Regions from separate parts of the Homo sapiens genome. Here region 2 is linked to region 1. Evidence: chromatin contacts called from ENCODE Hi-C or POLR2A ChIA-PET data. All regions are on one chromosome and are shown on one strand. The core of a region is the stretch at or near the end of the contact, and the rest is flanking DNA. Distances in the headings are between cores, read along the strand shown. Region 1 holds the start of RNF24 (ring finger protein 24). Region 2 holds the start of FASTKD5 (FAST kinase domains 5).

The links. A loop is a pair of places that touch in the nucleus more often than their neighbours do. ChIA-PET counts read pairs that join two places held with the same protein, here RNA polymerase II (POLR2A). Pooled maps may share reads with other maps.
Region 2: a pooled map shows a loop between it and region 1 (4-fold over the local background). The contact joins the promoter of FASTKD5 here to the promoter of RNF24 in region 1. A Hi-C loop is called at or near these places in 1 of 37 single-sample maps with no recorded cell type and 2 of 50 pooled maps. POLR2A ChIA-PET finds 5 or more read pairs at or near these places in 1 of 52 experiments (Panc1).

Annotation. Positions count from the first base shown.
Region 1 is chr20:4,012,879-4,017,676 of GRCh38, forward strand. RNF24 (ring finger protein 24) reads right to left here and starts at 2,680. Exons shown (of 6, transcript NM_001134337.3): 1 at 2,559-2,680. RefSeq lists a silencer at 2,187-2,786 and enhancers at 2,670-3,602, 3,806-4,407.
Region 2 is chr20:3,157,280-3,161,902 of GRCh38, forward strand. It overlaps FASTKD5 (FAST kinase domains 5), which reads right to left and starts at 2,586. Exons shown (of 2, transcript NM_021826.5): 1 at 2,487-2,586. UBOX5 (U-box domain containing 5) reads right to left here and starts at 2,586. Exons shown (of 5, transcript NM_014948.4): 1 at 2,487-2,586.

The DNA of each region.
Region 1 (4,798 bases), core at 1,430-3,929:
TTATCTAAGACTTCCCCTTACGGTTTGTTTTAAGGAGACTCCTAAAAAATGTCTTATGCAGTCAAGACAGGCAGTTTATAAATGTACTGGGTTACTTCAACATTAGTGACTTTAGTTAGTAAAGCTCTTGTTTTTTTTTTTCTGCTTCATTTTTCCTTCATAAAAGCCTTGTTTTAAATTAACTTATCTGAATTAAATTAATTGATATTAAGATTTTATTTAAATCATGCATTAAAACCAAAACATCCCCAATTGAAAAATCAACTTTCATTAATTTTTTTTTACTCTTACAAAAAAGAATTTGAACGTGGTAAGAATTTTACTAAGAATAATGTATCCTGAACTGACCATGGAAAATTTCCCCTTCAAATTAAAAGCAAATGTTTTAAACAGAGGGAATATACATAAACAGATGCTGTGGAAGACTGCTTAGTTTACATTTCATTTTCCACTGAAAACTACTAGGAATTAAAATACATGTGATTTTTAAAAATATTACAGAGAATCTTAAAGAAAACAGAACCCATACAATTATTCATATCATCCAATATAAGCGCCTCTTAATTTTTTAAAACCGCTATTTTGAATCCAAAGATCATAATAAAAATAGCTTTTTTTTCAGACGGAGTTTCGCTCTTGTTGCCCAGGCTGGAATGCAATGGCGCGATCTAGGCTCACTGCAACCTCCGCCTCCGGGAGTTCAAGCGATTCTCCTGCCTCAGCCTCCCGAGTAGCTGGAATTACAGGCGCTCGCCACCATGCCCGGCTAATTTTTTGTATTTTTTTAGTAGAGACAGGGTTTCACCATGTTGGCCAGGCTGGTCTCAAACTTCTGACCTCTGGTGATCCACCCACCTCGGCCCCCCAAAGTGCTGGGATTACAGGTGTGAGCCACCGCACCCGACCCATAATAAAAATACCTTGGAGGTGTGTTTCTTGTAAATGAGTGGCTAATTTCCCAACACCCTGTAAAAGTATATGGGTAAAAAGAAACTGAAAATCATCATGCAACCAGAGTTAACAACTATCTTGCAAAATTCATATCATTTGTTTTAAAACCAAAATAGCAAGGAAGAGCTGGTGTTATCCCAATAGCCTCTTTTTAATTGGTCTACAACAACTGCAACTCTTCATAACTTTACCAACACAACAAAGTCAGGCAGGCAGTCTGACAGAGTCAACGTTTGTGGGAACCTACAGCGCTTCCTTCTCTCTCTGGAGATGAGGACAATGAAAAAAGGTGTTCTGTTTTCCAGTAGTCCTGTAAGAGGAGCCATTGAGCTGGGCTGTACAACCAGACAACAGAACACAGGAAAATTCACATCAAAGCAAGGGCGCATGCCAGGGTAATATGCAATAAAACCCTCTGCCAAAGCATTAAGGGGAAAAAAAAGCAAGGAGGTAGAGAGAACCTGCTGGACTACCTTCTCATTAACACAGGGAGGCAGAAAGAAACAAAATCTGCCTGTATTCAGGAGCGGAGAAAACTGTGTCCTAGATATATTGGAGTATTCCTATAGACATGTTTATGAGCATTCGGACAAATTATCAATGAACTAAACCCAGAAAGCAGTGTCCTGTACGGTGGAGTATTCCTATGTAGACAGACATGAGAATCTTACCATTAACTAAGCCCAAAAAGGCAAAGTATTCTAGAAACACAGATATATGAGAATTTAGATGCACATTTCCAATGAATAAAACCCACTGGTTTTACAGTGAGAAAAAACTGTTTGAAATAACATCAGGTAAAGAATTGGGTAAAGGTGTGATGAAGTTATATCCCCTCCCCTTTTCCTCATACCCTTTTTGACAATCTCTGATTCTCTCATTTCATAGATGTCCCTTTCACTTGAATGCGCACACACACACACACACACACACACACACACACACACATCATTAGGTCTCCAGAAACAAAGGAGGGTCCTTAATTCTCCGGCCTGTGGAACCACACACGCCCCCTGCCCACAGATGGTGACTTTCATTAATGAGTAAGCCGAGGGAAGAGGTCTCCACCCCGACCACTGCCATGCACACTGTGACAACGGGGCACGAGACAAGCGCCACAAAGAAAGGGGAGGAGTGGACGGGGACCAGGAAAACACTGCCACGCCGCACCCCCCAAGGCGCGCGCCCACCGCCAACGCGGGGGCAGCGTCCTCGCCATCCTCCTCCTAGCCTCCCAGCTCATCCCAGCCGCCTCCCACGCCCGGGGACCCGATGCCAGGGCTTGGGCGAGCAGGACGTGCGGGGGCCCACGCACCTTCCCTCCGTGATCTCCAGGTGACAGCCCCGCTCCGCCCTTTGTGAGGGACTCACCCTCCAGTCCCGGGGCCGCGCCGGACCCTCCTCCGCGTCCCTCCTCAGCCTGGAGACACCGCCTCACCCCTGCACACCGCGCCCGGCCGGCCGAGGCGCCGGGAGAGTGTGTGTGTGTGGGAGGCTGGCGCGGGCCCGCGGTCTCCTCAGCATCCCGAACCCGGAGCGGCTCGGTCCCCCAAACCCCAGCCCGGGGGCGGCGGCCGCGGCGCTCCCGCCCTCGCTCGCTCACTTACTCGGGCGCGCCGGTGGCAGCGGCAGACGTGCGGGACCGTCAGCGCCCTGCGGCGGGCGGCAGGCTGCGGGCGGCGAGCGTCCGTCCGGACAGAGCGCGGCGGAGGTGGCGGCGGCTGACTGCGCCCGGCGGCCCCTCGCGAGGGGCGGGCCCGCCGGGGGAGGGGCGGGCGCCGCGCCTCTCATTCATGCAGCGGGGGCGGGGTGAGGGACCCGGATGCCCGGGCAGTTTCCCCACCCACCTCGGCGGAGGGCTCGGCGGCTTCAGAGTCTGCAGTGCGCAGGCGCGGCGCTCCCTGGCCAGGCCTGGTGCGGCCCTGGCCGCTGGCTCTGTTCCTGGTTAGAACTACGCCAGACAGGCCGGGCGAGGTGGCTCACGCCTGTAATCCCAGCACTTTGGGAGGCTGAGGCGGGCAGATCACGAGGTCAGGAGATCGAGACCATCTTGGCTAACGCGATGAAACCCCGTCTCTACTAAAAATACAAAAAATTAAATTAGCCGGGTGTGGTGGCGGGCGCCTGTAGTCCCAGCTACTTGGGAGGCTGAGGCAGGAGAATCGCCTGAACCTGGGAGGCGGAGCTTGCAGTGAGCCGAGATCGTGCCACTGCACACCAGCCTGGGCGACAGAGCGAGACTCTGTCTCAAAAAAAAAAAAAAAAAACAACTACTCCAGACAGACCTTCTCCATCGACCGTTTAGTATTTTTGCGTGCCCTACAAGCATTTTTAAAAGTGAAAGCATGGGGCCGGGCGCAGTGGCTCACGCCTGTAATCCCAACACTTTGGGAGGCCAAGGCGGGTGGATCACCTGAGGTCAGGAGTTCCAGACCAGCCTGACCAACATAGAGAAACTCTGTCTCTACTAAAAATACAAAATTAGCTGGGTGTGGTGGCTCATGCCTGTAATCCCAGCTACTCGGGAGGCTAAGGCAGGAAAATCTCTTGAACCCGGGGAGCGGAGGTTGCAGTGAGCCAAGATCGCACCATTGCACTCCAGCCTGGGTGACAGAGCAAGACTCCGTCTCACACACAAAAAAATGAAAGATTGGAATGCCACCCCTTTCCTAGCATGCAGATTGACAGTCCCCAGAGACACAAGAATGGTCACGTGGTGCCCATTGGTTTGATGGGGAGATGGTATGCACCGCACCCTCCTCCATCTGCCCCTCCTGCTGCAGCCTCTCAGCTGAGTGCTAGAACCTTGGTGATGGATGAGACCTAGACTCTGCCCAGATAGTGGAGAGAGGTGTGTGCAAGAAACAGTGCATTCCTTTATTTACATCCACTCCTCAACCTCCGGCTCCCATTCTACAGGGCAGGCAATAAATTGACCTCCGATTTTGGGAGGCTGAGCTCTTCCTGCAATACCAAGGCAAGGATCTGGGGAGTCCTCTCTTGTCTTTAGCAGGCAGTGTATTCTGCAGATACTCTCTTGTTCCCATCGCCTTGTGTCTGCCACTCCTGGGGTACGGAAGTTTCTGGAGAGGCTAGGAGCCTGCAGAGGGAATGGCTGTGAAGCTCCACAGCTGACTGTGTGTGCGCTGCAGCTCAGAGCTTGCAAAAATGATTGCCCCCTCTTCCTCAGTCTCCATGTGTCCCCCAGAAGTTCTCCTTCCTTCTCCTAATCTCTCAGGCCCCATCACATAAACCATAAACAGCTCAGTAGCTTAACTTTGGGAAGCAAAAGTCATCATGGCAAGCGCCTAGAGGCATGTTCCTTCTGCTTTGGCAAACCATTAACCACCAAGGCAGGGAGGAAGTAAAGAGGGAAACATTAGTGAATTTCTCAAGAAGTCACCTGCCACCCAATGGTCACAGTCCCCCAAAGTGAGAGAAGGGTGGAGGCATGTGCTAGGGAGACTGTGGCAAAAGGAAGGGAGTGGGAGACCCAGGCTTCCTCTAGAGCTGCCTGTGCCAGGGCTGTGCTGGGGGAACACTGCCCTCCTTGCTGTCAATCATAGCAGTTACCTGGAGGGTCTTTTCAACTTTGCTTTGCTCAAACCTCTCACTGTTCTAAATCAGCCCCCTCATCTCTCCCCTGGGCTGTTGCAGAAGTCTCAATCCATTCTCATGCAAATCGATTCTCATGGTATTCAAATCTGCCTGTGTTTCTGTCTTTTTCTTTTTCCCTGCCCCATCTGGCTCCTTGAGCCTTATTTTCCAGCCATTTACAGAACAGCACCATGGTGTTTCACCTCAGTAGTCACCAAGGTGACTGCTGTTTCCTGCTGTTCCCCTACTA
Region 2 (4,623 bases), core at 1,336-3,835, 860 kb before region 1:
TCAGAGAGGAGTCTACCAGTACTGCGAAGGTGAAGCACTAGTGCAAAGGTGTTTAGGTCAAGTTCAGTGTCACTCGCAGGTCTAAGCCAAACTAAAATTATTCAGTCTAGCAATCCATCCCTTCCTTTTTGTTCTAGACTCCATGCTGATAGGAGAAAAACAGCACATCACAAACATTTGTGAAACTTTTTCAGCTACACAGCCCTTCCGCTTCTCTTTTAAGACTCTGCTATTCCTCTATCAGAATGGCAAGAAGGATGTGGGTAGATATAGTATGACTAAGCCCTGTAGATGATTCTGTTAGAGCTACTGCTTTTAAAGGGTTTCATAAAACCCTGTCTTTAGAAAACCTCTCCATATAACAACAGGCAGTAGGCACTCATGTCCTCTCAGCCCATCTAAATGGGGCTTCTAGAGGAATTACAAAATCCAGGCAGGTAAAGAGAAGTAGCTGCATGCACACAGTCGTCATAAGAGAAAATTCCCAAATAAATGGTCCAAGTACCTATAACTGTTAGCTCAATAAACACTTGGTTTTATCTGCTTTTACAATTTGCAAGGCTGTATAGAGGCTGTATAGTACATACTTCAGACAAATAAAGAAGGAGTTTCAGAATTCTTTTGTTTTTTTTTTCAGACAGGGTCTCGCTCTGTTGTTCAGTCTGGAGGGCAGTGGTGCAATCTCCGCTCACTGCATCCTCGACCACTGCCCCCCACCTCTCACCCCGGCAACCTCCCGGGCGAGGATCGCTCAAGGATCTCAAACGATCCTCCCACCTCAGCCTCCTAAGTAGCTTGGACTACAAGCCCACCACCACGCCTGGCTACATTTTGTTTTTTTGTGTGTTTTTTTTGTTTTTTGTTTTTTTCGTAGAGACAGAGTTTCCCTATGTTGCCCCCAGGTTGGTCTCGAACTCCTGGGCTCAAGTAATCCTTCCACTTCGGCCTCCCAAAGTGCTGGGATTACAGGCATGAGCCACCGCACCTGACCTTAGAATTATTTTATATCAAAGTTGACTTATTCACATGATGAATGGCAAGGCCTTATTAGGGACTAAAAAAATAAACCAATGGATGGGGAAGAAAATCATACTGACTAATAAACATTAGACCTGCATAACTGCCAAAGGCCTCACTTTTTAAGTTATGTTATGCAGCACAGAGTCTTCAGATTTTATTTACTTATTTATTTATTTATTTATTCATTTATTTGAGACGGACTCTCGCTCTCTCGCCCAGGCTGGAGTGCAGTGGCGCGATCTCGGCTCACTGCACACTCCGCCTCCCGGGGTTCACGCCACGCTCCTGCCTCAGCCTCCAGAGTAGCTGGGACTACAGGCGCCCGCCACCACGCCCAGCTATTTTTTTGTATTTTTAGTAGAGACGGGGTTTCACCATATTAGCCAAGATGGTCTCGATCTCCTGACCTCGTGATCCGCCCGCCTTGACCTCCCAAAGTGCTGGGATTACAGGCGTGAGCCACTGTGTCCGGCCCAGATTTTATTTTAGTCTACCAGGTAGTAGCAAACTATCCAAGGACTTGCCCAGGACCATTCAGGTCAGTGAGCTACAGAATCTAGTTCTGGAAAGGCAGCCATTCTTACTATTCACAAAGTGTAGAAAACGTGAATTCAGATTCCAGCAGCAACAAATGACTGGAGCACAAAACGCCAGCCACAGTTGGTGCTAACGCAGCTGGCTATCAGCTCCACAGGATGAAGCACTGTCCAAGGGTCTGATCAGTGAAGCATCACCCAAGACTGATGAACACAGCTGATATGAGGGGACCCAAAGTTCCCTGAGTCAAGACAGAAGAGCTGTGTCACGGTTTGCACAGAAAGAGAAAGAGCAACTATTCTTACCCACGGAAAGAAAAAGGGAGAAGGCCATCAATACTACCCTTAGGCTTGTGCAACGAGAAACTGCTAAAAATGGGGGGAAGGTATATATCCTATCATACTGATGTTTACCGAAGACTCCGCATCCCAAATGCTAAGCAACATACTGTAGGGCCTTGCTACTCAGTGTGTGGTCTGCGTGCCAGAGGCTTCAGCCTCGTCTGGAATCTAGTTAGGAACACAGTTATCTCAGAACCCACCCCAGTCCTACAGAATCAGAATCTCTAAGCGATTCGCAGGCACATCAAAGTGTGATGAGAGGCGCGGCAGAATATCTGACTACATTCTCTTAACAGCACCGTGAGACAAGTACTGTTACGATCTCCATTTCACAGAGGAAAAAAAATCAAGGGTCAGATAAGCCCCCTGCCAAAGATCACAAACTCAGGAGCGGCGAGAGTCACTGAAGTTCTCACCACAGCCAGGCCTGCGAGAGGCACTGGCAACCCAGGCCAAGAGCTGAACAAGGCCTCGATGCGCTCCAGCTCTGGGCCGGCCGGGAGGACAGGAGGCACAGGCCAAGGCCCAGGACGGTCGTGAACGCGGAAAGAGGCCGCCGCGACCTCCTCCCCGGCCGCCGCCACTCACCTGATCCTCCCGAAGGTGGGCGCCGCAACACCAAACCGGGGACGCCGCGGGCGGCGGCGACACAGATACTGGCTCCTCCGGCGACTCCGAGCCTCACAGCCCCACTTCCGGCCAACTGCCCGCTACTTCCGCCTGCTGCGCGAGTGACGGATGCGGCCGAGGCTCAAAAGACTCTGTCAGCGTTTCCCAAGGACATTTTCCACTGGAGGACGTTGTTGAGGAGGCAGGGGGAGTCTAGGACCTGCAGAGGGAAAACACCTTCCTGGATGGATCGCTCTGGAAGTCATTAAGCAGCTTAGTCCCGGCGCGGTGGCTCACGCCTGTAATCCCAGTACTTTGGGAGGCCAAGGCGGGCGGATCACCTGAGTTCAGGAGTTCGAGACCAGCCTGGCTAACGTGGTGAAACCCCCGTCTCTACTAAAAATACAAAAATTAGCCGGGCGTGGTGGCGCACGCCTATAATCCAGCTATTCAGGAAGCGGAAGCAGGAGAGTCGCTTGAACCCGGGAGGCGGAGGTTGCAGTGAGCCGATATCTCGCCACTGTACTCCAGTCTGGGCACCCCTGTACTCCAGCTCTGGGACACAGAGCGAGACTCCATCTAAAAAAAAAAAAAAAAAAAAAAAAGTAAGTAGCTTAGACACATGTTCAAATCTGAGGACCACCACTCAGGGTTTTATGGCCTTGGAGAAGTCACATAAATTCATTCTTGTTATATTATTATTATTATTTTCATAGAGACGGGGATGGCAGTGTCTTCCTATGTTGCCCAGGCTAGTCTCGAACTCCTGGGCTCATGCAATACTGCCGCCTCAGCCTCCGAAAGTACTGGGATTACAGGTATGAGCCATCGCACCCGGCCCACATAAATTCTCTAAGCCTGTACAGTGAGAAAAACAATACATTTTTTTTTTTTTTGAGACAAAGTCTTGCCCCATTGCCCAGGCTGGGGTGCAATGGTGCAATCATGGCTCACTGCAGCCTCAACCTCCTGGGTTCAAGTGATCCTCCTGCCTCAGCCTCCTGAGTAGCTAAGACCACAGGCATGCACCACCACACCTGTCTAATTTTAACAATGCATTGGTCGGGTGTGGTGGCTCACACCTGTAATCCCCGGTGTTGGAGACCGGCCTGGCCAACATGGTGAAACCTCGTCTCTACTAAAAATACAAAAAAAAATTAGCGGGGCATGGTGGCGTGCACCTGTAACCCCAGCTACTTGGGAGGCTAAGGCAGGAGAATCACTTGAACGCAGGAGGTAGAGGTTGCAGTGAGCCGAGATTGCACCACTGCACTCCAGCCGGGGCAACAGTGAGACTCCATCTTTTTTTTTTTTTAATGCATTTATAATAGAGATGTATCTGTAAAGTGCTCTCAGGAAAAGAGCTAGTGACATGATGGATAGATGAGCCTGCTGAGAGAAATGGATGTGGAGCTGGGGCTTAGCGAGGCCAGAGCTATGGAGCATGAGCCAGGGTGATTCTCCACCACCCTAAGAAGGAGGGCTGGGTCCTACTGGGTACATATATTGACACAGCTGTCAGTATAGGTACCTAGACAAGAAAGAGACTCTACTAAACCTCTACCTATCAGAAAGTCCTGGCCCCAGGCTGCCATTCCTGAGGGCACTTGAGATCTGCTGATCAGGGTCTTCATATCTTGTCAATGCCTTGGCTCTAAGGGGTGTGAAGGAGAGCTGAGAAATCATGCTCCCTCCAGGGCCTATCTTGTAGGGAAGACAAAATCAATGTAGGAAGAACACGTCCCTGCCAGGAGGGGCAAGCCTGACATCCCAACTCCTGAGCTCTGGAGACAGCGCTGTTTGAATATCTGGAGCCCCAGACCACAGACACCACTGCTTAGGGAGGGTTCTCTCCCTCAGGCCAGACCAGGGCAAACACTATTCATTGTTATGACTCTGTCCTTGCCAGTAGAACCCAGAGAAAGCAGAGAGCCTGCCCCCAAGGAATGAACCATGTTTGTTCCTAGGCAGCCATGACAATCCTGTTTCTCTTTGTAATACTCAAATTCCCATTCTCCCTTGAAGTGGGAGGAGCATGTGGCTCAGTTCTGGCCAACAGGACTTAAAGGGAAGGGTCCTGGGAGGGCTCTGGGAAAGCTTTTACTTTTCATGATAA